Linked DNA regions of Homo sapiens: region 1 is linked to region 2. The links are chromatin loops, found by intact Hi-C in ENCODE. Cell type or tissue: IMR-90. All regions are shown on one strand. Links, peaks and the distances in the headings refer to the core of each region. The heading gives the core; the rest is flanking DNA.

The links. Hi-C counts contacts between places; a loop is a spot of excess contacts. Peaks named below come from ENCODE experiments on the same cell type or tissue, not always from the same donor. Only the 100,000 strongest peaks of a DNase experiment are listed, where the experiment ranks them.
Region 1: a loop joins it to region 2, with 7 times the contacts of the local background. A loop is called at or near these places in 1 of 110 quality-filtered maps.

Annotation. Positions count from the first base shown.
Region 1 is chr6:168,001,340-168,016,726 of GRCh38, reverse strand. It overlaps KIF25 (kinesin family member 25), which reads right to left. Exons shown (of 13, transcript NM_030615.4): 3 at 14,068-14,184; 4 at 13,024-13,113. Among named protein-coding and RNA genes, the nearest start is that of KIF25, 11 kb to the right of the region's middle. RefSeq lists enhancers at 3,561-4,477, 8,404-9,603. In IMR-90, for the core only: no CTCF peak of the experiment used is centred there; a DNase peak (open chromatin) is centred at 8,906.
Region 2 is chr6:168,082,616-168,098,002 of GRCh38, reverse strand. It overlaps a transcript of FRMD1 not described here. Among named protein-coding and RNA genes, the nearest start is that of FRMD1, 11 kb to the right of the region's middle. RefSeq lists enhancers at 14,150-15,149, 15,150-15,387. In IMR-90, for the core only: no CTCF peak of the experiment used is centred there; a DNase peak (open chromatin) is centred at 9,542; H3K27ac peaks cover 402 bases.

The DNA.
Region 1 (15,387 bases), core at 6,336-11,335, 81 kb after region 2:
GTAGAAATCTTTCTCAAATGCAAATTAGAAAAGAAGAAAGCAGATGAAGTCACCGAAGCCAAAGAAAGAAAGTTAAGAGGGAGGGAGTGGGTGACGCAGAATGCCACCTGTTGGGGAGAGGTCGCTTGGGTCCTTGTTTAAAACTCTTTATTGGATTTGGTAGACTGGGAGGTCACTTGCTACCGTGATTTGTATCCAATTTCCTGGGATGACTTTTGGGAGAGTGGGTGGGGATGCAGGCCCCACCACAGTGACTCTGGCAATGCCGGGAGGAGCAGCCGGTGGCTGGGGCGGTCCGTGGTCTCCATCGCAGCACAGAAACGACCACCAGGATGTGGAGGTTGCGCGTGCTCGTGCTCCGGCACGGCTTTCACAGAAGAAGCTTATGTCTCTGCTGAGTATTTACTGGGCAGTCACTGTGTACCAGAAACTGTTTCGGAACCTGCATGTTCTTACATGATAATGTCACATCCCCTAAGCCAGAAGCAGCTCTTCAGTTCCCTTCACGCTCAAAACACCGAAGCAAAACTCCGACACCCGCCAGGACCAAGCCCCTGGCCTCGCCATAAGAACAGACCTCCCAGTCCCTAATCCAACCGCCAGCCTAGGCCCTTTGCTCCTTTCTCGCGGCATATTTTCATTTTTCTGCTGTCCACTTCGGGGACCGTTCCTTTGATGCTATGCCAGAATGTAATCCTAGTGCTCCAGTATGAACCGTACAGGAACACACACCCCAGAGTGTTTTACTGCTGTCTTCAAATGTCCAAGCTTTAACCATAAAGAAAAGCAAACGAAAACCACAAAGGTCTACAGTGTCTAACCCGAAAGCTCAAGGGACACCATACAAGAAACGTGCAAAGCCATAAAAACAAGCCTGAGTCCAAAGGGTCCCCATGCTATTTAGAACTTCATTCCACAGTGAGATCGTTCGATTTTAAACATCTGAAATTATTCCACAGCAAAGTTTAGTTTTTCCAAACAGCTTCAATGCGTTCCTGCCTGTCCAAAAACCCTCCCCACTCATGATACTAAATACCCTTAATCTCACAAGAAGGATTCATTTCTCTTGGCTTTTTAAACAACTTTCTTTTATCAAAATTTTCAAGCTCTTGACAGCATCCTTCTTTTCAAGATGGGACTGCCCATCTGGAGCCACTTCCCTGAAGAGGCCTGAACACAACTGCATGGGGGACGCATGGCCCCTGCCTCTGGAATCACAAGGTTCCCATGAAACAGCCTGTGAAAAGCACCTGGCTCAGAGGCAATGATCAGTAAAAACTGTTTTCCTTACATTTACATGCTGTAGCATCTAGTTTTTTATTTATATCCAATTTCCTAGGATAACTTTAAAAGCACTTGGGGCATAAAATTCTTTGCCATCAAATTTTAGAGCTAAAAGTACATTGAATTCACCCTCTCCATTTTAAGTAAGGAAACCTGAGAGGAAGAGGAGACCCGTGAGCAACATGCAGACAGAGTCAGGGACTCTCCCAGAGGCAGACACAAAACAGCCAGGAGGGAGGGACTGCACATCTACAAGCTCCGTGCAAGCCAAGGCTGCCTGCTGTGGATATCATCAGTCCTGTGGATGGTGGTTCAAGGCCCAGCGAACCCACGTTAAAAAAGAACAAGTAATGTATTAAGGACCATACAGTCTCTGACCATTAAAAATTTTGTCTCAGGTGTATCAAATCTATCAGTTCTGCCAAGCACCACCAGAAAAATATGCTTTACATTGGCTGCATGTAACTAAATAAGTGTCATTTGATACATAGGCTCTGTTGACTATATTCAGACATTCAGGTCAGTAACTGTCAAACTTAACAATAAGGGAGAATCAGGGACGAACAAAGACAGTCCAACAAGAACTTGATACAAAGCCAGAAATCTGTTCTCCCATGTCTGATTATCAACAGAGTGGATATAAATTAAATGAAAAATGAAAATAAATAGCCTTTAAGACAGCTACCAGGAACTAGGGCAGCAGCCAGATTCTCCATCTGAGATCGACTTTATTAATAGATTGAATCCAAACGATGAAATGCTGAGTTAGATTGCAAATGGAAATGAAGTGCCGTGTTACACGTCCAATACAAACTCAAACTCTCTTTAGACTTTTGGAAATAAAAACATAACGTGGGAGCCAGGAGATACAAGGTCACAAAACGGATCATTTGCTTTCTCAGCAGATTTGATGGCATGAAGCCCTTCAATGAACAGGCCTATCAAATTAAAAAGCAACATCTTGGATTCTGATTTAAAAACAGAATCCAAAATGTCCCAATAAAATTTTATTCTATTTTGACGAGTAAGATGGAAAACCTCAAATATCCAAATCTGAAGATTCGGTGGAACTTTGGCAGGAACGGGAGAGGACTGCCAAGAGAATGAATAAAGTAACAAGGAACAGTAACAACAAACAGTGATGTTAATAATCATAATAAGCTTTCCCCAGGGGCTGGGGCCAGGCCTCAGCCTCAGGATGCATTTCCTCACTGAAAAACTCCTTCAGGTTAACCAGGATGCAAACAGGGAAGCGTAGAAAGGCAATTACTAACCACAAATACTCTGTGTGTTCACTTATAACAGGAGGGGATTGATAAGGTCCCAAGGGCTCCTGTTAACACGAAGTCCTGATCATGAGGATTTAATCTGTCTCCTTTTGTTTGACTCAAGAATACTGGTGCTTAAGGCATCAAGTGAGATAAATATATATATATATATATTTGCATGGTGGGAGCAAAGTCAGCAAGACGCTGATGAGAGAGAGCTGGTGCTCAGCTCCCTCTGCCCAAGAAAGGACCAAGGCAATGACTACACAGCTGAGCTCGGACTATGTGGAAGGAAGAGAGCTAAGATCTGGCAGAGTGTGCAGTGCAGCATGGGAGTGGAGAGGCACCTGTGTTGACCGGAAGTCCAGGAAGGCAGAGGGGAGGCACCTGGCTTCTGCAGCCCCATCTCCCCTGCCTGGGTCAGATCTGCCCAGGCAGAAGGGACTTCCCCTTGCAGGGAAAGGGAAGCAGCAGATCCCCACCAGCCCCCACAGAAAACACCTACAGTCCTTACAGCAGGGGAATCCTGCAGTCCTCACAGGCCCTCAGCCATTTGGGAGCTGCAGAGAATTCACGACACAGCTCCATGGCCCCAGATTAGGAGCACAAGGTGTGCACTGCTCACCCCCCAGCCATCCCTGTGAGCCAAGCTGCTGCAGCACAGCCCCATCTTGAGACCAGAGCCACCTCTGGAGCATACCCTGCTCTGGGGAATGGAAACCACAGCCATTCTCCAGCCTTGGAGCTCCATCTTCATGACTCCAAGCCTACACGGGTGGCTGAACGTCACAACCCCAGCTGCATGGATCCCGGGCCCAGGATCAGCTGTGACTCCGGCCTTGCACAGCAGGGAAACCAACCCCCATCACTGCCCTACCAGCTGGAGGAACCTGGCAGTCCCACCCACAGCAACCCTGCCCTTGAGTTAGCCAAGCTGCTGTTCACCTTTCCCCAAGCAGGAGAGGCACCTGAGCCTCCTAGTGGCTAATACACCTCCAGGCCAGAGGAGGGGCTGGGCACCTGTGCTCAGGACATGAGAAACAGCCCCACAGTACCCCAACACCCTACAGACATGCTCCTCACCTGCCCAATAAGCACCTGAGAAACAGCCCCGTTTCTCAGCCACCATCAGTAAGCATATCCCCGAGCCAGGCATGCAGCCTTGCACCTGTACCCCAGGCCCAAGAAACAGCCGCATAGTTCACCCCTGGTGGACACATCCCAGGCCAGCCACACAGCCTGAAACCTGTACTCCAAACCCACGAAACAGCCACACAGGTCACCCCTGGCAGATATACCTCAGGCCAGCTGAGCAGCCATGTGCCCTCGTCCCAGGCCTGAGAAGCAGCCCTGTGGGCAGCCCCTGGCAAACACACCCTCAGGCCAGCCAAGCAGTCACGCAGCTGTGACCCAGACATGGGAAACAGCCCCTTGAATTGGCCCCAGCAGACACACCCCAGACGAGCTGAGCAGCCTTGTGTCGGTGTCCTGGATCAGAGAAACAACCCTACAAGTCACTCCTGGCAGGCACACTCCCAGGTCAGCTAAGCAACTGTGTGCCCATGCTTCTGGCCGGAGGAACAGCCATGTGGCTCCAACTCCAATGAGCCAGACCCCATGTTGGGTGACCTACCGTGTGCATGTGTGTATCCCGAACCCGAGATATAGCCTGAGAGCCTACCCTTGGAAAAGCCGCATCACTGTTACCACAGACTCCCTCACTGTAGGCCACTGAGAAACTCACAAACACCACTAGTGTGTATGACAGCTAAAGGAACAATATGGAGACTACATTGCTGTGTCCATCTAGAACCATGCACCCTAAGTCTTTCCTCCTGAAACCTACTCCATAAAATTGGAAGAGACAATTTTTTCACCAGATGTATAGGAGTCAATGTTAGGGACACAGCAACCATGAAAAAGCAGGGAAATATGTAACCTCCAAAGGGAAGTAATAATCCTCTAGTAACAGAACCTAATTATAAGGAAATATATGAAATACCAGAAAAAGAATTCAAAATAACAATCTTAAGGAAACTCAGTGAGATACAAGAAAATACAGACAATTCAATGAACATAGAAAAACAATTCATAATTTGAATGAAAAATACAATAAAGAGACAGAATTATAAAAAAGAATCAAATCTTAGAGCTGAAGAATTCAATGAAATATATGATATAATAGAGAAATAAAAAATACAATAGAGAGCTTCAACAACAGACTAGACCAAATAGGAAGGAAAAAATTCTAAACTTGAAGACAGGTCTTTTGAAATAACACAGGCAGACAGAGGGAAAGAGAGATAATAAAAAATAATGAAGAAAGCTCACAGGATTTATGGGACAGCATTAAGTGAATCAATATTTGTATTATGGGCATTCCAGAAAGAGAAGAGAAAAGCTGAGGAAAACATATTTAATAAAAATACAGCAGAAAACTTCCCAAGTCTTGTGAGAGAAATGGACATCTAGGTCCAGGAAGCTCAAAGAACCCCCAGGCAGGTCCTCTCCAAGGCACATTGTAGGAAAATTGTCAAAAGTCAAAGACAAATAATTTTAAAAGCAGCAAGAGAAAAGCATTAAGTCACATATAAGTCCATTAAACCAACAGTGGATTTCTCAGCAAAGACTTTGCAGTCCAGGAGAGAATGGGATAATATAGTCAAACTGCTGATTGAAAGAAAAAAATAATTCAGCCAATAATATTATACCCAGCAAAGCTATCCTTCAGAAATGAAAGAAAAATAAAATCTTTCACAGACAAGTAAAAACTAAAAGAATTCATTACCACAAGACGGGACTTACAAGAAATACTCAAGGGTGTCTTACATGTGGAAGTGAAAAGACAATAACCACCATCATAAAAAATACAAAACTATAAAAGTCACTTGTATAGCCAATGCAAAAAGAAGATACCAAAAGGAATCAGACTCACTACAGAAAACCACCTAAATGCAAAAAATAAACAATAAGAGAGGAAGTAAGAAGCAAAGGATAGACAAAACAATCAAAAAGCAGTCAATAAAATGACAAGAGTAAGTCCTCACCTATTAATAATAATCTTGAATGTAAACAAATTAAATTTCCCACTTTAAAGATGTAAACTGCCTGACAGATTAAAGAACAAGACCCAACTATATGCTGTCTACAAGAAACTCACCTCACCTCAACTGTAAAGAGACGTATAGTCTGCAAGTGAAGGGATGGAAAAAAATATTCCAAGCAAAGAGAAACCAAAAGCAATCAGGAGTAGCCTTACTTATGTAAGATAAAGCAGACTTCAAGTTAAAAGCCATAAAAAAGAGGACAGGAGGGACATTACACAATAAAGGGATCAATTCAGCAAGAGAATATGACAATTGTAAATATATTTTCACCCATATATATATAAAGCAAACATTATTAGATCTAAAGGGTAAGATAGGCCCCAATACAATATTCACTGAGGACTTCAACACCCCACTCTCAGCATTGGATAGATCATCTACACATAAAATCAACAAAGAAACATTGGATTTAAACTGCACCATAAACCAAATGGACCAGAAGACACTTACAGAACATTTCACTCAACAGCTACAGAATACATTTTTTCATCAGCAAATGGAACATTCTTCAGGATTGACCACATGTTAGGACACAAAACAAGCCTCAACAATTTTTTTCAATCAAAACCACATCTAGTGTCTTATTCGACCATAACAGAATAAAAGTCCACATCAATAACAAGAGGAACATTTGAAAATACACAAATACATGGAAATCGAGCAACATGCTCCTGAATGACCAATGGATGAAGGCGGAAATTAAGAATGAAAATTTAAAATTCTCTGAAACAAATTAAAATAGAAATATATCATACCAAAACCTATGGGACACAGCAAAAAAGTTAAAATTCTCTGAAACAAATTAAAATAGAAATATATCATTCCAAAACCTATGGGACACAGCAAAAGCAGTATTAAGAGCCAAGTCTGTAGCAATAAATGCCTATATTAAAAAACTGGAAAGATTCATATAAATGACATTATGATGCACCTCAAGGAACTATAAAAGCAAGAACAAATCAAACCCATAATTAATAGAAGAAAATAAATAAAGATTAGAACCACAATAAAAGAAATTGACACAAGAAATACAGAAGATCAATGAAACAAAGTTAATTTTTAAAATAGACAAAGAAAATCAACAAACCATTAGCCAGACTAACAGAAAAAAGAAGGAAGACCCAAATAAAATCAGAAACAGAAAAAGAGATATCACAACGGCTACCACAAAAATACAAAGGATCATCCAGAACTACTATAAACAACCATATGCCAATAAATTCAAAAACCTAGAAGAAACAGATAAATTCCTGGATACATATAATCTACCAAGATTGAACAAAAAAGAAATTAAAAATCTGAACAGACCAATAACAAGTAATGAGACCAAGTCAGTAATAAAGTCTTCTAATGAAGAAAAGTCTAGGACCAGAAGGCTTCACTACTAAATTCGACCAAACCTTTAAAGAATAATTAATACGAATTCTTCTGAAACTATTGCAAAAAAAACTGAAGCAGGGGGAATTCTTGCTAACTCATTCTACAAGGCCAGCATAACCGGGATACCAAAACCAGACAATGACAAAACAATAACAAAAAACTATAGGCCAACATTCCTGATGAACATAGTTACAAAAATTCTCAGCAAAGTACTAGCAAACTGCATTGAACAGCACATCAAAAAGATAATACACCATGATGAAGTGGGATTTATCCCAAAATGTGAGGACAGTTCAAAATATGCAAATCACTAAACAAATTGGGTCACATCTACAGAATGAAGGACAAAAATCATGTGATCATCTCCAAAGATGCAGAAAAAGCTTTTCAAAATATTCAACATCCTTTCATGATAAAAAAAAACAACTCTTAATAAATTAGGTATAGAAAAAAACAACCTCAATATAATAAAGACAATATATAACAAACCCACAGCTAACATCCTAACATCTTTCAGCTTTTTCTTTAAGGACTGGAATAAGACAAGGATGCCAAGTCTCACCACTCTTATCAATATGGTATTGGAAGTCCTAGTCATAGCAATTAGGCAAAAGAAAGAAATAAAGAGCATCCAAATCATACAGAAGGAAGTCAAATTGTTCCTGCTTGAAGATAACATGATCTGATATATAGAAAATCCTAAAGACTCTACCAAAAATCTCTTAGAACTGATCGACAACTTCGGTAAAGTTGCAGGATACAAAATTAATATGAAAAAATCAGTATTGTTTCTATATATGAGCAATGAACTAAATGAAAAATAAATTTAAAAGGCACTCCCATTTATATACAATAGCTGCAAAAAATTTAAAATACCTAGGAATAAATTTAACCAAGGAGGTGAGAAACCTCTAAAAGGGTAATTAGAAAACACTAATGAAAGAAATTGAAGAGGATGCAAACAAATGGAAAGACATCTCATGCTCAAGAATTGGAAGAATTAAAATTGTTAAAATGACAATACAACCCAAAGCAATCTAGAGATTCAATGCAATCCTTATCAAAATACCAATGACATTTTTCACAGAAATTGAAAAAATTGTAAAATTTGTATGGAACCACAAAAGATTCCAAAAGGCCAAAGAAATGCTGAGAAAAAAGAACAAAGCTGGAGGAATCACACTACCTGCTCTCAAAATATATTACAAAGCTATAGTAACCAAAATAGCATGGTACTGGCATAGAAACAAACACATAGACCAGTGGAACAGAATAGAGAACCCAGAAATTAACCAACATATCTATAGTCAACTGATTTTTTAACAAAGATGTCAAGAACACTCATTGAGGAAAGGATGGTCTCTTCAATAAATGGTACTAGGAAAACTGGAAATCCATATACAGAAGAATGAAACTAGACCCCCACCTCTTACACTATACAGAAATCAACTCAAAATGGATCAAAGGCCTAAATGTGAGACACAAAGTGATTAAACTACTGGAAGAAAACACAGAGGAAATGCTTCAGGAAAAGGTTTTATGGGAATCTCTTTTGGCTTCAAGGAAGAAATTCTTTCATAAGGTAGGCCAAATCCATACAGTATTCCTTCATAAGGTAGGCCAAATCCATAAAGTAAACTAAAGAGAATGTTCTATTAAAGGAAAGAACAACAAATCCATGAAGTTCTCTCTCAGGCCATTTAAGATAAGAGTGATGCAGTAGGGCCTGTGGGCCCACAGAAATCCAAGCTATGACTGACCACAACAGGGAAATGTGATCTGAGAGACCAATAGATGCTTCTTTATCAACTAAGATGGATCCTAAGATTAAGGAAATAAAAGGTACCTATGAGTCAGAGGTTCAGGGCTTGGCTGCCTGACAGCTTCCTAAATTCCTGTGGCTACAAGAAAAACCACACTCTTGCTAAACTCCCTAACAACGGGAGCCATCAGGAAAATCCCTAACTCTGATTCACAACCCAGACCACCGCAACCCTGATTAGGCAGAGGATCAGCCTTGCACAATTCTTTCCTGAGAAGCAGCTGCAGACCTCCAGCTATTTTCGGCCAGCTTATACAGACTGTGCACAAACTGTGTGTCCTGGAGTTCACCTTTTAACAGAGAGAGCTGGAGACTGTCTCTTCTCAGTTTGCAAACTGATATCACTGATAAAATCCCCCTTTCTACTCTTTAGCCATCCTGGTAGTCATTACCATTGACTGTGGTAATCATTTTACTGATTGTATGGTTTTGTGTTTGTTTTTGTTTTTGTTTTGAGATGGAGTCTCATTCTTGTTGCCCAGGCTGGAGTGCAATGATTCAATCTCAGCTCACTGCAGCCTCTGCCTCCCGGATTCAAGCGATCTCCTACCTCAGCCTCCCAAGTAGCTGGGACTACAGGCGCCCACCACCACGCCCAGCTAATTTTTTGTATTTTTAGTAGAGACAGGGTTTCACCATGTTGGCCAGGCTGGTGTCGAACTCCTGGCCTCAGGTGATCCATCTGCCTTGGCCTCCCAAAGTGCTAGGATTACAAGTGTGAGCCACCATGCTCAGTTGTAAAACTGATTACCACATGTGTCATCCAAAGATGGATGGTAATCATATACATCTGTATATTAAATTATCATGTTGTAGATGTCGAATGTATACAATTTTTGTCGATTTTACCTAAATAAAGCTGAATCAATCAATCAATCAATAATACTTTAAAATAAAGAATTGTAAAAGTTTTTCTTTCTGGGGACATAGTAAGAGCAATTTTAAAGTATGGCTATAACAATTTTCTTGGCCTTTTTAAAAAGTATAAGGCTATCAGTCCGTTAACTAAAACTACCTTTTGAAAAAGAGTTTCTAAAGTTTACAATACGTAACCATCATCAGACTGATTCAGGTGACGGGCCTTGTAGAACCGCATATGGTAATCAACGTGACACAAAATCATCTTCAAAATGGCCATTGTGTCCTACATGACCTGAGATTTTCCTGAATTCAAAATTATCAATGTTAGTGAAGTGTTTAGCATTTCATGTGCTTTCTAAATTCATCTTGTGATCACCATAATAAGCTGAATGAAGGAGAGGCCCAGCATTTTTTTAACTGTTCTCACTGGGGACTTTGTAACGTACACAGAAATGGGGGAAACAGCACAAGACGTCCTCAGGTGCAATCGCCCGGTGCCACAAGTGTGGAATATCCGGCCAGTCTTGTTTCACAGACACTCCTGCAAAACCCACCTCCCTTTCCTCAGCATACTGTACATTCAAAACCAGACAACAGATCGTTGTATTGCTGAGTATTACAGGCTGCATTTTTAAATGATAAGAACACTTTTAAAGCACAATTTGCCCGGTGTGGTGGCTCACGCCTACAATCCTAGCACTTTGGGAGGCCAAAGCAGGAGGATCACATAAGCCAGGAGTTCAAGACTAGCCTGGGCAACATAGTGAGACCCCCCCATCGCTAAAAAAAAAAAAAAGAAATAGAATACAATCACCATGCCATTCATCACACTTTACAAAATTAATGTCACATGGAGAGTGGCAGAACATGTCACCCCAAAATATGCCACTTTGGCATCAGGATTATCTTTACTTAAAGGTTCCTGAGAAGCAGGAGGCTCATGCAGAGCACTCCAGCTTCCCCTCTTCCTCCTGCACTGAAGGCAGGACCTGACCCTCCCATGAGAGCCGCCCTTGCTGGGCCAGGAACAAAGCATGTTCTCGTCAGTAGATGGGGTCTGTGATGGTTAATACCGAGCGTCAACTTGATCAGCGGATTAAAGGATACAAAGTATTGATCTTGGGTGTGGCTGTGAGGCTGTTGCCAAAGGAAATTAACATTGGAGTCAGTGGGGTGAGAAAGGCAGACCCGCCCTTAATCTGGGTGGGCACCGTCTAATCAGCCGCCAGCAAATATAAAGCAGGCAGAAAAATGTGAAGAGAGAGACTGGCCTAGCCTCCCAGCCTACATCCTTCTCCCGTGCTGGATGCTTCCTACCCTCGAACATCGGACTCCAAGTTCTTCAGCTTTGGATCTCGGACTGGCTCTCCTTGCTCCTCAGCGTGCAGATGGCTGTTGTGGGACCTTGTGATCGTGTGAGTTAATACCTAATAAACTCTCCTCTACATATGTATCTATTCCATTCGTTCTGTCCCTCTAGAGATCCCTGGCTAATACAGGGTCGAAGCTGAGCAGCTCTGCACAGACAGACCTGTTAGCACAGCCCTCGCCTTCCCTCTGTCTCCCATCTCATTTGGTTGCTTGTCCACAGTGGCCTCTGCCCAACCCCGCAGGGCAGCGTGCAGGCTGTGCCACTCCTCAACTCTTCATTTTCCGGGGGGCTCTGTGTCAGGTAGACCCCACATTCAACAAATCCGATGCTCTTCCCCGTCAACCTGCCTTAGGCCAATTCCATTCTCAGGCTCCACCAGGGACCCTAGGAGGATAGAGGAGAAGGTTTGCCCCCCTATATACCCAGGACACATTCGGACTTCCCCCACTGTCCCAACAATGCCTGTGACAGTCAGCTCGTGCATGCCAGGCTTGCCTGTGACAGTCGGCTCGTGCACGCCAAGCTCGCCTGTGACAGGTGGCTCGTGCACACCAGGCTCCAAACCAGGACACACTGAGGCTGACACGTCTCATTCTACTGTGTCCTCCTGCCTTTAAAAACAAAAGTTATTACTAGAGAAGCCAGGCAGTCTGTTCTGTGAAATGTCCGCATTCTGGCTTGGCAGATGGTTTTCTCTCCTTTAAAATGACTGTCCCCAAGACTTGATTAGATGCTGGTTTGATTTTGAAGCAAAAGTGCTTCATCAGTCCCACTGTGTCCCACCTGCTGCACCACCTCGGGACATCATGTCTCTGCATCCCAACTTCAGGGAAGCTGCGAGTGCTTAGAGGGTTTGAGGCAACCCTGAACCCTCGTCGTGAAGATCCTATCAACCCCTGAGCAGCGTCCACTCAGGAGAAAGTGCTTAGAGGGTTTGAGGCAACCCTGAACCCTCATCGTGACGATCCCATCAACCCCTGACCAGCATCCTCTGAGGGCCTAGAGTCACCATTTCATTGGGGGTTTCAAATGATGGTTTTCCAGTTTTATCATTTGTTGAGTTTATTACCTAGAATCTTCTGTTCCCTCAAAAACCATGCATCTGCCCTGAGTATGTTTCCTACAGGAAGGACATCACAACCCTTTTCTCTTTCTATCACTTTTTGGAATAATGAGTTGATGTTCTAGCACCCAAAAAATTAATGTGAGGTCTTTTTAAAAACTCATTATTATGAACTCAAGATTGTACATATAATTATATATTTCAATCTGCTTTAGTCCCTCCTTAATCCCCAGGCTTCTATCCCGCGTTGAGGGAGTGCCTGCCGTGGGCTCCATGTGCTGGGACAGCCCCCGTTCTGTTCTGAGGCCTCCCTTGCTGTTCAGCTCCCCAAGTGCCCCAGGCTCCTCCCACCCACTTCCTTTCCTGGCCCAGATGCGAGGTGTCAAATGAGCTTTTCTCCTGCAGTGGGCTTGGTACTCAGACACCCCTGGGGTGTTGGGCTGCTCCTTCTGACTTCTCGGCCTTTTCGTGGATAAAACTAAAAAGCAAGGAGGCTTTCAGGAGAAACAAAATCATGCTTGATTCCAGTTTAGAATCACAAAGTTCACCCATGATATCACTGATTTTATATTTATATCTCTTTTCCTGGTGCTCTAAATTTTAGAACTTGCTCATATTTGCACTGATTGATCATTTGGGCTGGAAAATAAATGGAAGTGAAGTAACTTCCTCACATAGAACTACGGGTCAGGAGCTGGTTTCCCACAAGGAAAGCATGTCAAATGCTTAATTTCATGTTCCAATAGAAATCAAGGAACAAAAACAACTCTTCTTAACTAAGAAAGCCTAAAATAAATTATTTTCTATTTATTCAGTCTCTGAGTTGCTCTCCATTGTAGGGATCTGTGGGGACTACGGACACCCACCAAGCAGGAAGCTGCTCTCTGAATACAATTTGTGAGGAAACTTGTAGACTCAGGTCATCAACAGCATGGGCCGCTTCTCTAGAGATGGAGCTGAGGGAATGAAACAACATTGAAAATACACATCATGAAGAAATTGCTTTCTGAATTCCTAACATTCAGCCTCTAAAACACCCTTGTGTTTCTTCGCCATCATCTCTGTCTCTGTCCTGGTCACTCTAAAACACCCCTCTGCTTCTCTGCCATCATCTCTGTCTCTGTCCTGGTCTCCCAGGACACTGGCTTGGCTCCTCTTCCTCCTCTTCCTGTGTGCATGGATCCACCCTTCCATCCTTTTCTAAAACTCCACTCGTCCTTTTGGACCTTATGCTTTTTATTTTTTTTACTCTTTACTTTTTATGTATTATTTTCTTCTCTTCCCCACCCCCTTTTGTCTTCTCTTGATTTTTTTACTCCAATACCCCTGTTCTTTATTTCTTGTTTTCATCTTCCCTGTCTGCATTGCATGGGAGAGTCATCCATACTCCAGTAAGAACGCTTAAATATCTCCTTCATGCGCAGTTTAGAGCGGTGGTGATACAGAACAAGGGTCCCAAATCCCTGGCCATGGAGGCCTGTTAGAAACCAGGCTGCACAGCAGGAGGTGAGCGGTGCGCAAGTGAGCAAAGCTTCTCTGAATTACAGCCGCTCCCTATCACTGGCATCACTGCCTGAGCTCCACCTCCTGTCAGACCAGCAGCAGCATTAGATTCTCTTGGGAGCACAAACCCTACTGTGAGCTGTGCATGTGAGGGATGCAGGTTGCACACTCCTTATGAGACTCTGATGCCTGATGACCTGTCACTGTCTCCATCACTGCTAGATAGGACCCTCTAGTTACAGGAAAATAAGCTCAAGGCTCCTACTGATTTTACATTGTGGTGAGTTGTATTATTATTTTGTTGTATATTACAGTGTAATAATAATAGAAATAAAGTGCACAATAAATGAAATGCAGTTGAGTCATCCTGAAACCATCCCTGCCCCGGCCCGCCAGTTCGTGGAAACCTGGTCTTCCAGGAAGCTGGTCCCTGATGCCAAAAAGGTTGGGGACCACTGATCTAGAAGACAAGCTCATCAGGTTCTCCCCTTCAGGAAATCAAGCATCTGCAAGCCATCATGAATCTGAAAAAATGCAACATGTTTCAAAACCAAAAGCCGATGAACACAAACAATGTGCCAGTCCACACACACGTTTATGGAGCTTCTTAGGAAGCTCTGAGAAGCCAAACAGCCCAGAGCCGCACCATCCAGGAGAAAGAAGCCTCTGGGACTATGGAAACTTGCCTGTCTTTCTCACCTGCCCAAGGCCACGCCTCAGGTGTCTTCTCACCTGCCCGAGGCCACGCCTCAGGTGTCTTTCTCACCTGCCCGAGGCTACGCCTGAAGGTGTCTTCTCACCTGCCCGAGGCCATGCCTCAGGTGTCTTTCTCACCTGCCCGAGGCTATGCCTGAAGGTGTCTTCTCCCCTGCCCGAGGCCACGCCTCAGGTGTCTTCTCACCTGCCCGAGGCCACGCCTCAGGTGTCTTCTCACCTGCCCGAGGCCACGCCTCAGGTGTCTTTCTCACCTGCCCGAGGCTACGCCTGAAGGTGTCTTCTCACCTGCCCGAGGCCATGCCTCAGGTGTCTTCTCACCTGCCCGAGGCCACGCCTCAGGTGTCTTTCTCACCTGCCTGAGGCTACGCCTGAAGGTGTCTTCTCACCTGCCCGCGGCCACGCCTCAGGTGTCTTCTCACCTGCCCGAGGCCACGCCTCAGGTGTCTTCTCACCTGCCCGAGGCCACGCCTCAGGTGTCTTTCTCACCTGCCCGAGGCTACGCCTGAAGGTGTCTTCTCACCTGCCCGAGGCCATGCCTCAGGTGTCTTCTCACCTGCCCAAGGCCACGCCTCAGGTGTCTTTCTCACCTGCCCGAGGCTACGCCTGAAGGTGTCTTCTCACCTGCCCGCGGCCACGCCTCAGGTGTCTTCTCACCTGCCCGAGGCCACGCCTCAGGTGTCTTCTCACCTGCCCGAGGCCACGCCTGAAGGTGTCTTCTCACCTGCCCGAGGCCACGGCCTCAGGTGTCTTCTCACCTGCCCGAGGCCACGCCTCAGGTGTCTTCTCACCTGCCCGAGGCCACGCCTCAGATGAGGCTACTGCAGCTGAGGAGCCCCATTTCTGATGGGATTTCATTTGCATTCATTTGCATGTATGTGCCTCTTATGGTGGGAGGCTCGCAGGGAGGCTGGTGTGTAACAAAAGCCGTCTGGAAGTGCCATGTAAAAGGCAAGTTCAGGAAAGCTGATCACCGCTGGGGGCCATTAACTACAGGCTGAGCATCCCTCATC
Region 2 (15,387 bases), core at 6,787-11,786:
AACCCCTCCTAAGCCAAACATATTCCAAGTGCAGAAATGCATTTGATTCCCTGATAAACCCATTGTCAAGTCCAAATTTCCTAAGTGGAACAATTAGTCAGAGTCCATCTGTGTTTATGGAGTGGTGGCTGCCTGCTGGGGTGTCCTGGGCCCGGGACGGTGAGCACAGCACACGGTGGCAGACGGACTGGGGGTGGACAGCGGAGGGGCCCGGGCCCAGTCGGAGACTTCCAAATAGGCCATTGCCTCTCTTGATGTGTTCAAGACCCCTGGGGCAGCAGATGGGAGGGAGGGCACAGTCAAAAGAGGGAGAGGCTGCTGTGTCTGCAGCCCAGCAGGAGAGCCGGGGACAGCAGAGACCCAGGGTGGACAGTGGAACTGGCCAGGGAGGGCTTTGCTGCAAGGGAGGGTGGTCTTGCCCCCGTTGGGCTCCATGTTCTGGAGAGGGCAGAGGTGCAGGCACCTCCCCCATGCTCTCCACTGGGTGCCCCCAACCAAGCCTCAGGAGCCCACCTGGCCCCACCTGTCCCGTCAGCGGGGCTAGGGCTGCCTGGTGCAGGGCTGTGTGCCCCACCAATGACCCACGGCCATCCATTGGTGCATCATGGAGGTGTGCGCTGGTCAGCACTGGCTGCCAAAATGTCACATCCCAAGCCAGCACCGTGCATGGTGTTGTGCAGGGAAGGTGGCCTGGCGGCCTCGCACTTCCTACCGTGGACACACTGGGGCATGGTGTCCCAGTCGCAGTGTGAGCTGTGTTATAATGGTGGTGATTGAACACACGGAGCAGCCGGTGGAGTGTGGCCAGGTGCTCTGGGCTCAGCAGGCTGAGCTGGGCTCTGGCCTCGGCTCACAGAGGTGTTGGGACGCTGGGCAGTGTGCAAGAACCTTGCAGGTTACAGCAGGAATTAGGAAGAGGTGACAGTAAAGCACCTGTCCCAGCTCTGCCCCACATAGGAGATGCAAAATACATGGAAATGGAGCCTCTTCCGGGGTCTTACCTGTGTGGGACCCCCCACCCCCCACTCTCCAGGGAGCTTCCCCAACCCCCGCACAGGTGCCAAGGCAATTGTCACTGGCGCTGAACTCACAGGATGAATCTTCCTCTTGCTGCCTTTGTGCCCCTAGGCCTTCTGTGCCCCAGAGTCAATGCACAATTTTGTTTTGTGAGTGAACGAGTCAGAGATGGGCTAGGTCCTAGCCTCCACCCAGCAGCATACACTCAAAAGCCGCGCCCCCTCCATCCCTCGACCAGCCTCCATGGCCAGAGCCACTGGCCCACCGCTCTGATGCCACCTAGGAAGGGAAACATATCCTAACAGGAGGCTTCGGAGCATCTGGCCAGCATTCCTGATAAGGCCGAGGAGCCCTGAAGGCAACAGCCGCCTCCTCTCCCCTTCCTGGGAGCCGGGCTCAGGGCACCCACCCCAGTTCCTGGTGGGCCAGCCCTGTGTGGCCTGGACATCCCCTAGAGTCACATCTGCTCCCATCTGCAGGGTGCCCAGCAATGACCCAACGACCCAGGCATCTGAATGTGGGCAGCACACTGTCCCGGACCCCCTGTCAGGGTCAGCCTGGGCCCTTGTCTGTCTGCCCAGTGGCTGCTGCGCGCCCAAGGTCTTGCCAGGGGACTGGCTTGTTCATCTGATCAACCGGTCCTGCTTAGAGGTGCAGGCGGCCCAGGCTTCCCGAGTGGGAGGTGGGAGTGAGGAGCTGGCCTTTCCCCACCTGAAAGCAGCCAGGGGTCCTCCTCTTCCACTGTCCTTGTCTCAGGCCTAGAATTACCAGCGTTGCCTGCTCCAAGCTGATGGCTTCTCCTTCATCCAGGTGCACGTGTTGAAGTTACTGTGTCTTAGAACTCTTCCATTTGGGCTCTTGTGGAAAGAGGGTGCCTGCCTCTCAGTGCTGGCCCCGGAGATGGGAGCTCTTGGGGCTGGGCCGTCCTCACGGTGTTCCGTGTGCTGCCAGATGCACAGTTCTCTGCAAACTTCAAGGGCCTGGAGAAACCACATCTGTGCCTGGAAAGTGGACCAGGCCTGTGGACTTCAGATAAAGGGAAGGCGCCGGCCCCCGCCGGCCCCCAACCCCAAACAGCTGTGTTGTCCTTAAATGTAGCAAAATTAAATGGATGGCGGCGTGTGGGGTTTTAAATCAACCGGGTAGTGCTGATTGGAGGTTCACATATTTTAAATTGTTTTGGTGCCTTTCCATGAATAACACAATTTGGGCCAATGGTTTCCTTCAAGACTCTGGAAACGTATAGGGCACCTTCCAGGGTTTGTGGAGGGAGACCAGGCACGAGGCCCATTACTCTATCGATGTCACTGAGCATTTGTGTCTGAACCCTGGGCCCTGGGCCTGTTCCCCAGCGACAGGTGCCGGGTCCCGGGAGGCCTGGTAGGGAGCAGTTCAGGACTGTGACAAAGGCCCCTCTGGGGTTCTGGCTGAGCACACAGACAGAAGGACAGTCAGAGGACCCCGGTCCAAAGCCGGGGGCTGCCAGGGGTCTGGCGGGGGCTGGGTGGCTGCATTCGCCCTGTGGTGGGTGTAGAGGCTGAGAGGCAATTTGCTTTGTCCACGAGGACAGGAAGGCCCAGGTCAGGCTTGCATCTCACTGACCTCTGTGAGCAGCTAACAGGTCAGCTCCATGCTCCCGCTGCCTGGGAGGGAGGGAGCACTATGGTCCGTTGTGCCCGTCGGCGGAAGATGCCTCTTTTGGGCATCGGAAACTGCCACAGAACCTGGGACAGGCAAGTGCTGTCCCCAACATCCTGCCAGGTGGGCTCCGTACTCTGTCCCTGGCGGCTCAGGCACCACACTGCTGTGGTCATTCGGTGCCCCTTCTACAGTTTGACCCCTGATTTTTCAATTCATGATGTGAAGTACAGAAAAAACAGTCACTCTCCCTTCTGTTAGGTGAGCTTTGTCAAGTCCCTCTAAACACACAGGGGTAACTCCACTCTCTGCTGAGGGTCCAGGACACCTCTGACCCCTTGCACCCCTTGTGCAGGCACCAGGGCATCCTTGGGCCCAGAGCTTGCTCTGGCCCCTGGGGACACTGGACCTGCCCTGGGGCTCCAGTCCCTGGTGAGTTACAGAAGGGGTTGCGCGAGGGAGGGGCCGGTAGAAGTGGCACCTGGCCGGGTACTTTGGTTCTCATTTCTGTAATTGTTTCTTGGGCAATTTTTGTTTTGTTTTGTTTTGTTTTTTGAGACAGAGTTTTACTCTTGCTGTCCAGGCTGGAGTGCAATGACTATCTCAGCTCACTGCAACCACCTCCTCCTCCTGGGTTCAAGCGATTCTCCTGCCTCAGCCTCCAGAGTAGCTGGGATTACAGGCACCCGTCTTGGGCAATGTTTTTATTCCTCTTGGGCCTCGGTTTACTCCAACTGTGAAATGGGGGTAATGTAAACCCTTTGCTCGATGTGACTCTGTGTGTGAACACATCTGGAAAAGGTGTAAGCACCTTCACCCCGTTCCCCAGCTGTTCTGCTTTGGCTGAGAGTTGGGGACAGTGGAACCACTCTGAATGGCTGGCACCGAGAGTAAGCCCTGGTGTCACCATGGACTCTGGGTGACGGTGGCGAGTCAGCACAGGCTCATTGATTGTAACCCATACACCACTAAGTGGGGGAGGCCATGTGTGGGTGGGGGAGGCCATGTGTGGGTGGGGGGAGACTGTGTGTGGGTGGGGGGAGGCCATGTGTGGGTGGGGGGACCATGTGTGGGTGGGGGAGGCCGTACGCAGGTGGGGGGAGGCGGTATGTGGGTGGGGAGAGGCCGTGCGTGGGTGGGGGAGACCGTGTGCGGGTGGGGGCAGGGAGCACATGGGAGCTCTCTGCACCTTCCTCTCAATCTTGCTATGAACCTAAAACTATTCTAAAATATAAAATCTATTTTTAAAAACACACAGCTTGCCTGGGAAGAGGGGCAGTTGGACAGAACAGAGTGGGCCAAGCCTTGCTGAGCAGGGAGGGTTTCCCGAGTCGGCCAACCTAGAGAGGGGTGGCTCCCGGGTCATCTGCTAGGGAGAGTCTGGAGAAGCACAGGGGTCAGCCGAGGGCGAGGGTCCCTTACAAGCATCCCACACTGAACACGAAGCCTTGAGGGCCGCTGTTTAGAATCACTACTCCAAACCAACCACAGAGCAAAGAAACAAAAGAAACCTAGGTCTCATTTCACCTCGAACAAAAGAAGCTGCTCCCTGCTGGAGTCCACCGGTGCCAGAACCCACCTTGTTTCCTAAGGAAGAGGCAGAAGGTGCTGATCACTTCTGAGGAGCCGCTGTCCCTCAGCTGCTCAGAGGGTCTAATCATAAAGGTCATGTTTATCCTGCTCTGGACATGTGCTCAGTGGACAGTCTCCGAATAGTTCCAGAGGCTTTCTGGCCTCTAATCCCCATAGTCTGCCTACGCAAAAATCTGAGAACCTCATCAGAGGTTCCTTACAAAGACTGAGTTTGCCTTGATTTAAATTCCTAGGATGCTGCCCGGCAAGTGGGAGCCCCGGGCTCGGTCCAGGAAGCCTGAGTCTCCTGTGAAAGTTCAGCAAATGTCTACACTGCAGGCTGCTTGTCAGGTCTGGGGCGACATTTCCACAGGGCTGGCATGGCCGAGTGTGAGGTGGGGCCGGTCAGCTCACAGCCGTCGGTGGTACTTGCTGACAGGCCAGGCTGTGGATGTTTGATGAATGATGACCGTGACCTTGAGTTCTGAGAGCTCTGGATCCCAGGACCTGTTTTCAGTGATATGAAAACTGATATGGCTGAGCTGTGTCCCCACCCAAGGTTATTACCTTGAACTGTAATCATCCCCATGTGTGGTGGGAGGGACCCGGTGGGAGGTCACTGAATCACGGGGGCGGGTTTTCCCGTGCTATTCTCATGATAGTGAATAAGCCTCACAAGATCTGATGGTTTTATAAAGGGGAGTTCCCCTGCACACGCCCTCTTGCCTGCCGCCATAGAAGACATCTCTTTGCTCCTCCTTCACCTTTCACCACGATTGTGAGGCTTCCCCAGCCATGTGGAACTGTGAGTCCTCTAAACCTCTTTCCTTTATAAAGTACCCATTCCCGGGCATGTCTTTATGAGCAGTGTGAGAACTGACTGATACACCGACGTTGTGTGCCTGTCCAGGGTCAAGGCTGCCTCTGTCCTCTCGTCTTTGGCCAGGCCTGCTCACGGGGTGGCTGCCGCAGAGGTCACCCTGGTGGTGACTGGATTGGGACAGTGTCTTAGTCCTTTCAGGATGCTGTAGCAAAATCCCACAGACCAGGAGCTTAAACAACAGACAATCAGCCCTGGCAGTCTGGAGGCTTGAAGCCTGAGATCAAGGCACTGGGCAATTTGGTGTGTGGTGAGGGCCGCTTCCTTGCAGACGGCACCTTCTTGCAGTGTCCTCACATGATGAAGGGGTGGAGGGTCTCTCTGGGTCTCTCTGATAAAGGGCACTAATCCCATTCCTGAGGCCCCACCCCCATGACTGTATCACCTCCCAAACCTCACATGATGGAGGGGCGGAGGGTCTCTCTTATACAGGGCACTAATCCCATTCCTGAGGCCCCACCCCCATGACCACATCACCTCCCAAAGGCCCCGCCTCCTAACACCATCCCCCTCGCGTGAGAATTTCCACGTGGTGAATTTGGGGGACACAGACCTTCAGTCCAGAGCAGCCCAGTGTGCATTTGTTTAATGAGTCTTTATCGAGAACATTTTGCAAAGTCCTGGAGATGCACAAGGACTGTGGGGTGGAGGAGCTGCTGTGACACTGAGCAGGACACATGATAGATGAATAAGGAAGACCATCCTGGTCCCATCAAGCCTCAGAGCAGACGGGGCACTGTGGCACACAGGTGCATCCTTGGCGAGGCCCCTGGCTGAGTGGTTGGCAGCGCTCTGTCCACAGAGATGACATTTGAGCCAACAGATGAGCCAGCAGCAGCCCAGCAGAGGGCCAGGAAGTGCAGCGCTGTGGAGGCCGGACAGAGCCTGGCTCATTCAAGGACCTCACGGGGAGGCCGACTGGCCTGTGCTGGACACCTGAACGTGGGGCTACTGGTCACTGGCCACTGGCCACTCTTGACCATTTCTTCCTAGTGACACCTGATCCGGAGTGAGTGGAATGAAGGCATGGCTGGGCCCGTTGTAGTGAGTCTATTAGTCTGGGACCTGGGGTTGCAGAACAGAGGCCGTTTTGTTTCTGGGTGACTGCGTTTCGCTTCCGCGGAGTAGCATCCCAGCCTGTCTGTCTGAGGAGCTATGATTCGGTTCCAGCCCGTGGGCCTCTACTGGGCCCATGTGTCACTCGGAGGCCGTGTTCTCAGGGTCCCTGGGCCGGCAGCACCAGCACTTGCTAGATACACAGATGCTGGGGCCCCGCCAAATGCAGTTGCCAGCCTCTCCCAGGGTTTCTGCATCAAGATCCGCCCACCGGCTCCAGAGACACTGCTCTGTAGGGCGAGGACGCCCAGTGGAGATCCAACCTGAGCCATCCTGCTGACACCTGACCGAGGCCACGGAGTCCCCAGGAGCCTGACCCTGAGACAAGAGGAGGGGCGAGGACTTGAGGAGGACTCTGCTGGGGGCCTGGGGAGACAGAGATGGCTCTGGGCAGTGACACAGGTGGAAAGGACATTCCAGGCAGAAAAACCAGCTGGAGCAGTTTTGGGGCACAGAGAGCAGAGTCCGTGGAAGAGGATTCAGAGAAGGGGCATCTCCACCTGCAGCCTGGCCCTGTGTCGGGAAGGCGCACACTGCAGGGTCTCCAGCCCCGGGGCTCCTTGGCCTTTTATTATCGGCTGGCAGTAACCATTTTAGTTACCAGGAAGTTGGGTGGAACCAGGAAGAAGGTGTGGGCTATCTTTTGTCTTTTTGCACTAAGCTCTGAAAAGTTTGCAGTTCACATTCATGATCATTTTCGCGGTTCACATTCATAACCCCCCATAGTTTACAGGCACCTTCTCCCCACGGAGCCCAGGGCAGAGAGCGGAGCCGGGAGTCCGCTTGGGTGGCCAGTGAGGGCTTCCTGCCGACCTGAGGTCTCCAGCAAATGGCCTGGATCGGTGGGCAAGCCTCGAATGGAAACCAGGAGACCTGGATTTTGGAGCTGGCTTCGTGAGCCCCGATTGGCAGATCAGTAAAATGGACAGAGTAGCCCCCAAGAGGGCGGCTGAGAATCACATGGAAGCACCGTGCATGGTGGACGTGTGCCCTGGGTGTCATCTGTTTCCTCCAAACTTCAGCGCAGCACACATTGCTAAGCACGCGCCATGGCCAAGAACTGCTCTCAGCAGTGGGGAGATGGAAGGGAACAAAACAGCAGCAAGTAAGACCTTGCAGAACTTTCCTTCCAGGGAGAAACAGACAACAAACAGGCAAACAGGCAGGGGTCAAGTTACTCTAAACGCCGTATGCAGCCATGAACATGCAGGCTTGCGACAGGCCTCCCCATGAATGCAGCATCAGAGCCGGCAGTGAGAACAGGGAGAAGATGGGCTGGGCAGCCACGCTGGGAAAGAGCTCCTCAGACAGCATGTGCAAAGGCCCAGGGGCAGGGAGGCAAGGGGCTAGGGTGGCTACAGCCCAGGGACCCCTTAGTGGGAGCAGACGGTGAGGCCAGAGAGCGAACAAGTCCAGCCCACAAGGGACTTGAGATTGTGGTGGTTCTCAGGCCTCTAGCTGCTCAGGAGGGAGGTGGGAGCCGTCTGTGGGCTTTGAGCAGGAGTTCTCTGCTGTGATTTCTGTTCAGCATGATCACGGGGCTGAGAGCGTGGGGGGCAGAGGGACAAGAATGGCAGAGGAGACTCTAGAGCCCATTGCCAACATTCAGGAGGGAGACGAGCCAACCAGGGGTGGGTCCCAGTGGTGGACGTGGAGGTGGGAACGGGGTCAGATGGAGGCTGGGTGGGTTCTGGGGGTAACGCCGCCGGGATTGGCTCACTGTCTGGACGCGGGGTGGAGAGCCAAGCTGAGACTGAGAGACTGAGTCCCGCATCCTACAGCCTGAGCAGGTGGAGGATGGGCTGCGAGTGCTGAGCAGCTGCTTTTCCTGCCGGCGAGGAGGGCAGCACGTCCCTTAAATAAACGGATGACAGGGCACCACCAGCGCCAGCGGGATTCGTGCCCCTCCATGGGAGCGTCTGTTCTCACTGCGGGGCTCACGTGCTTTCCCTCACCTGCCCCGGCTTCCCGCTGATTTTAGGAGCAGAGTTCCATTTTCTAGTGAAACCTGAGCAGTGTCTCTGTGTAAAACAGAGTTGCTGTGCCCGTCCGCCTTCGATTTTCCGCTCCCCGCTGGGCGGCCCTCAGGAACTTCCCAGGGACCTGAGGACAGACGGGGCCTGCCCCAGTGCTGCTGGAAGGGGTGCACCCTCATAGAGAATTCAGAAGCAGCAGTGAAGCTGCTGATGGTCGATTATCTGTGCACAGTGACGGTAAACAGTGTGCGTGATAAACACAGCTGCCTGGAGGCGGCCATTCCTGCCTCGGTCCTCCTCCACCTGTGTCCTGGAGGTCAGCTCCCCATGGGAGAGGACAGCCGACCAGACCCCAGGCGCCTTCTCAAGGCTGGTCCCTGAACGAAGGAGGAAGCGGCCACAGCCTCCTGAGAGTCCCTCCAGGGCCACGGGCCTTAGAGGAGGAGCTGGTGTTGCTCCACAAAAACGTTCTCTAAAAACCACTGTGAGGCTGACAGTGACTGTGCCCCAGGGGCTGTGACACACCCTGGGTCCCTTCACCCACTGGCAGCAGAAGGATCTCCCTATACAGCTGAGGGAGCAAAGGCAACAGAAATCCAGGGACCCCCAGGGAACCACTGGCGGAGGCTGATTGGGTTTGAACCTGTGCCCGGTGTCAGGGCCCACTCTCACCACCCAGTGCAGCCCCCCAGGCAGGCTGCTGGCCCCTGTGTATGGCCCTGGTGTGGGGCCAGCCCTGGGATGAAGTTATTTTATTTCCCAAATTGTACCCTTCCCCTAAGCCACAGCTCCCATTCCCCAGGAGCCAAACTGGCGGGGAGGACTTGGGCTCTCAGCAGGGCACGTGTGATCAGTGTCTGAGAGCAGGCCCAAGGAGTGGGGAGGTTGACAGGCAGGCCGGTGGGTCACACGGACACAAGGAGTGGGGAGGTTGACAGGCAGGCCGGTGGGTCACACGGACACCTGGTTAGTAGCGCATGTGTTTATGAGAGTTAACATTTGCCTTGCAGTGGAAGGCTTGTGCTAGCTGGTGCTGTGTGCAGGGGACAGCAGTAAGAGGGTAGCCTGGGGGTTCTGTCTACAAAGCCCTCCTGCCTGGGACAGGAGTGACAGGGTAGCCTGGGGGTTCTCTCTACACAGCCCTCCCACCTGCCTGGCTGCAGCTGACCCTGCCTGAGCCTCTGGCCCTCTGGTCCTGATGGGTTCACAGCTCCTGTCTTCCTTCCAGGAGGTTAGAGCACTTTTTAGTGCTGAGTTAACAGCGGCAGCAGCTGAGGTCCCACAAGGCGAGTGTTTATGCCTGAGAAGATCAGATGCCGGGGGAGGCAGCAGGGAGAATTCCAAGCATCTGCCCTCTGGGTGGAGGGGAAAAGTCCAGAGCTGAGGCAGCAGTAGCAGCTGAGAGGCCTTTGTGCTCGCCTTGCCTCCCGGCCACTCCCCCGCCCGCAGTTTCTTTCCAAGAATAAAATCCAATGACTCTGGAGAGCAGGCACTGAACCCGAGCACCCAGGGGCCTCTGCCTCCCAGCAGGGGCAGGTGACGGCGGGAGGGTGGTGGCTGCAGTCTTCGGGCTCACATAGTCCCCACCCTGAGACCCCAGCCGGAGCATCCCAGAGGCAGCATGGGCCCTGACGTCCCCCACCAGCTTCTCTCAGCCCCGGCTTTCTTATCTCTAAGATGGGAACGAAGAGCGCCCTAACCCCCAGCTTGTTGTGGGGTGAGGGCCTGCGGGGGAGACTCGGAACCAGAGGGAGAGAGCCTTTTCGGGGCAGGGTCCCAGGGGCTGAGAGGCCCTGCTGGGAGCACACACAGAGCCCCGCCCTCACTGACACTCTGTGTCTGACCTGCTGGCTCATGCCGCCCCTCCCAGGTCCTGAGGTTCTCAATCTGTGATCTGGGGCCAGGGTTGGAAGCACCATGAGAGGGGTGGAAGTGTGAGGGTCCGGGGGTCTCCGTGCCCAGACGGGTGGTGAGGTCAGCGTCCTTGGGGACCCTGGGAACAGCGGTAGAAGGGGATGGACCTAGGAATGGGTCCTGCTTCAGCCCCTCTTTAAGGGACGTGACCCAGGAGCCCAATCTCCCCAGAGAGTAGCCTGAGAGCCTGGGAGTGGGATGTCCTCACATCTCACATGCTCCACACGCCAGCCCGTGCATCTCACATGCCAGCGCACGCATTGCACACGCCAGTCCACGCAGGTCAGAGCTCTGAGTGGTGGGAGGAGGGCCACTGCACCCTCACCTGGACAGCAGCCTGCGTTCTCCCCACAGAGCCGTCTCACGATGTGCGGCTGACAGGGCCCTTTAACCTCTCTGTGCACCTGGGTTGACTGACATTGTTATCGGAGTGGGAGACTCTGCTGACCAACATGTACCCCACTCTGTAGGAGGAATCATTTGCACTGTCTGCAAAATTTCTCACATAAAAAGGTGAAATAAGTTCGGGCACAGTGGCTCATGCCTGTAATCCCAGCACTTTGGGAGGCGAGGTTGGCAGATCATTTGAGGTCAGGAGGTAGAGACCGGTCTGGGCAACATGGAGAAACCCTGTGTCTACCAAAAAATACAAAACATTAGCTGGGCATGGTGGCTCCCGCCTGTGGTCCCAGCTGCTCAGGGGTCTGGGATGGGAGAATCGCTTGAGCCAGGAGGCAGGGGTTACAGTGAGCCAAGCCCACACCACTGCATTCCAGCCTGGGCAACAGAGCAAGACACCACATGAAGAAAAAAAAAAAAGTGAAACAAGACTGAAATCAGTGGTTGAAAACCAGGCCCAAGGGAGTGTGAGCGGGGAGAGGTGAGTGGCTGGTGAGCGCAGGGCTGAGGTGACCACAGAATCGGGGACTGCTCTCTGAGGCGGCTGGGTCACTCCATCAGGCCTCAAGGAGGAGGGTGGCTCACTCCAGGCAAAGAGCAAAGGTCCTGGCTAACAGGTGCCCAAGGGCACAAACCAGAGCAGAACGGGGTCACATGGGCTTCACCCCGGCCCCCACAGTTTCCATGGAACATCGTGCCATCCAGTGTGGGGAGACAGGGAGAAGCCCAGCTTGTTCCACAAGGACAGCAGTATGGGGATGCCGAGGGGGGTGACAGACGACGGCCCAAGGGATGCATGATCAGGCACAGCCAGTGGCCCATGTCCACAGTGGGAACATGGGCGGCATCCATGCTGGGGACATGGGTGTCCACACTGAAGATGTGGGTATCCATGCTGGAACATGGGCAGTGTCCACACTGGGCACGTGGGTGTCCACACTGAAGATGTGGGTGTCCATGCTGGAACATGGGCAGTGTCCACGCTGTGGATGTGGGTGTCCACACTGAAAATGTGGGTGTCCATGCTGGAACGTGGGCAGTGTCCATGTTGGGACATGGGCATCCATGCTAGGGGTGTAGGTGTCCACACTGAAGATGTGGGCATCATGCTGGAACATGGGCAGTGTCCACACTGGGCACATGGGTGTCCACACGGGTGTCCACACTGAAGATGTGGGTGTCCATGCTGGAACGTGGGCAGTGTCCATGCTGGGGACGCGGGTGTCCATGCTGGGGACGCGGGTGTCCACACTGAAGATGTGGGTGTCCATGCTGGAACATGGGCAGTGTCCACACTGGGAATGTGGGCATCCATGCTGGGACATTGGTGGTATCCATGCTGGGGTATAGGTGTCCACGCTGGGGACATGGCTGGCGTCCCTGCTGGGGATGGGGTGGCTCCAGGGCCGGAAGGCAGGCAGCATCCCACGGAGCCCTCATGACAGGGAGGTACGGGGCCACTCTGTTTAATGTGTGTGAATTCTATGTTCTACTCTTTGCACTTTTTCGCCAAACTTTGAATTTTGAAGTGATTCACCATTAGCACCCAGCACAACATTCCAGAAGTTCTGCCCTAGTCCTGCAGCTCTGCGGTGTGCCGAGGGACCACACGGGCTTTGGATGCTGTGGCTGGGCGATAGGGAGCCATGGAAGGCTTTGGATGCTATGGCTGGGCGATAGGGAGCCATGGAAGGCTTTGGATGCTGTGGCTGGGCGATAGGGAGCCATGGAAGGCTTTGGATGCTATGGCTGGGCGATAGGGAGCCATGGAAGGCTTTGGAGCAGGGACACCTGGGAGGCAGTTGCAGATCCCCCTGCAGTTCTCACGGTGGCCATGCTGGTGGCCACGCCCTTCCGTCCAGGCCTCCTTGGTCCCTTTGTTCTCACAGAGGTTGTGGCTTCATTGAAAGTGACCGACCTCCTCTGCACACCCCCTGGAGCCCAGTGGCCCGTCCTGGGGAGCCATGGTGGGGCGTGTGGCTGTGGGTGGCCATTCATAGAAATGGCAAGAGGGGCACATTCCCAGGGGCTGGAGTGCCCAGAGGCCCCCCACAGCTGTCCCAAGCCTTTGAGAGGGCTCCTCCGATGTCCCCGCCACAAGGTCTCCCTCCCTCCAGGCGGCCTCACTGTGGCCATGTGGAGGGAGGCTGGAGTGTTGGCCATCCTGAGCCAGGCGGCTGCCACTTTCTGGAAGGCCTGGTGGAGTCAGTTCCTGCAGCTTCCACACTGTGCATCAGGTGAGAATGGCCTGGCTCCCCACAGGCCCTCAGGTTGGGGCCTTTCTAGTTCTCTAGGATCCAGGTCACCCCTGCATCCTGGTCTGCAGTTAATGACTGCCTGGCTCAGGGACTCTATTCGGGGCCAACCGACTGCTCCAAATATTCCTTATAACCAGAAGCTGGGGACTGTGGAGCTCAGTGGTGGTGGAGGGACCTGCCAGCCCTTTGTGGGAATGTGTCTGCTTGGCACAGACCAGGAACACGGGAGGGAGTGACACCCACGTCCACGGGGCCTGCAGTGGGTCCCGCCCTCCCCCAGCAGCCCACTCCGCTGCTGCAGCCCCTCAACCTTTTCTGCTGCCAGCCCCCTGCTGTGGCTGTTTGGTTGCCACCCTCATTTGGGGCAGGCCTTGCTCTCTCCCTGTGATGGGGAGGAATGAGGTGGGAGGCGGGACCTCTCGACCATGGGACGCCTGCTATGTCCTGGTCTCAGAGTCAGTCTTGGTCTTGGGAGGATAACACAGAAGGGACAAGAGGGCTTTTTCCCTACAAAATTCCGCACACTTGTCATTCCAAAGGGCAGGTGAGTTTGAGCCAGCGGGGCTGCAGGCGCTCTCACGGAGGGAGCCGGGTCCTGCACGCCTGCCTTTGTTTGGGAGCAGCACAGGGAGGGCCCACGGGAAGAGGCAGTCTGGGGACCAAGCTCAATGCACCTCCCCCACGAGACTGCATCTCTGGGGTTTTCTTCTTGGTCCAGGGGCACCCCAAAACCCTGCCGTCCAGCCCCCTTCTTTGTGGGATTTGTTCTCCTCTAACAGATGGCAGGAGCAGCATGTCAGGGGCATTCTGTAATTGTTGGCTCTCTATGGCTTTTTTAATTCAGCAGTTAATGTGTTTAACTGAAGACACACAAATACACTGTCCATCATAATCCGACACGCGCAGTGCTAAGAAATAACTTACCTTCCCCACCTGCCCTGGAGGCTCCTAATCCTTTTTCCTTTCTAACTAAAGCATGGGTTTCATGCCTTCATGATGCCCCAGGCTTCCGTCTAATCCCTAGAAGCTGGGGAGCTCCCAGGGGTGAGCTGTTTCCAATAGGAAGAGGCAGACCCCTGAAAACGGGGTTCTCCTTCACCCCACCTGCCGTCTCTAGTCTTCTCCCAAGAAGACACCTCACAACTTGCACCTGGGAGGCCGTGGGAGTTGCTAGAAGCTGCAGGCTATTCTTCCTCAGTTTGGACCCACAGGACTCGGGGTACCCTCTGTCCCCAGGCCTGCAGTGAGGCTTCAGTAGAGGGGCCAGGTGTGGGAGACCCTCATTTAGGAAGCCTTAAATAAGATGAGACTTTGTAACAAGTAAATTGATTTACATTAAAGGCTGGAAAGGGAGAGATCTCCTCCCCATCTCATCAAAAAGAGAAGGAAATAAGCCATCAGTAAGCCATCTTCCTGCCCTCCTGGCTCTGCTGTCTTCCCCGGCCAGGGACAGGATGAAAGTCACACTTTCCAGATCCCAGATAGATGTGTGTTTGCCAGGGAGGCTGTCCACACCTGAAGGCTGGGGCCCCAGCCCTGCCGGCCCCATTCCCTGGGACTGGCCACCCTGTCTCCCAAGGGGCAGAGGGGCCTTTCAAGTCTGCTCTGTGCCCAGCCACCTGATGGGGAGTGCACAGCTGCCCTTCACGCCCTCCTCCCATGGAGTGTCCTAACAGGCAGACTTCTCCGTCATCTTTCCCGTTGGGGTTAATTTGTTGATTTAACCTCTCATTCAAGTCGATGGGAGATTGTTCTGGTTTCATGGCACTTAGTTCACAGCGGCTCCTTTCTCTGAATCACTTTTTGAAGTTCGGTTGGGGCGGTTCCTGCCGGCACCGCTGCCTCACCTGCAGGAATGCCTTACCCTTCCTGCTGCTAAGATAAATAAGGCAGGCAGGTCACGGCCTTTCCAGCGCCCATCCTGTCTGAGACAGCAGAGACACCCTGCAGTGCATCACTGACCTTTCTCAACAGCCAAAGGTCAGTTTGGAAGACCAAGAAGCTAGCACCACAGAGACGGGTGATGGGCTTGGGCCCTGCACCCTCCCACCCTGTTTACTGGGCTGAGGGTGTTCGTGGACCTTACGAGGTCTGAGCAGGTGGTGAATAAATACGGCCCCGTGGCTTCCGCAGGGCTGTCTCCAGCTGCCCTTTTCCTTCCTTTCTGGCAAGCACCTCCGGCGCTCCACATGTAAACTCACCACGGGTGAGGGGCTCCTCAGAGCATCTGCCCCTGGGCCAGGCTTGGATTCCTCAGCTCCTGTGGCTGCCTGGGACACTCACAAGCCACCCAACCTGGACCCTGCAGTGCCTGGGGAAGAACTGGGGTGGGGAGCACCCTGCCCACCTTGCCCCAGGCCCTGTACCCTGCTGCGCACCCCAACCCAGGCCCTGCACTATCCGCTTGGGCAGAGCAGCAAAAGTCAGATGATGCATCTCCCAGATACCAGCCTCAGTCATCCCAGAAGACGAGGCTTTCGTGGTTTGTTCATAAGAATGAACTCTCTTTTCTGAGATGATTTCTGAAGAGGGGGTCAGTAGATTCGGGGAGGAGCTTTGCGGTGGGTCTCGGGAATCCTGGAGCCTGGGGCCCTGAACAAGTCACTTAGCTGCTGTG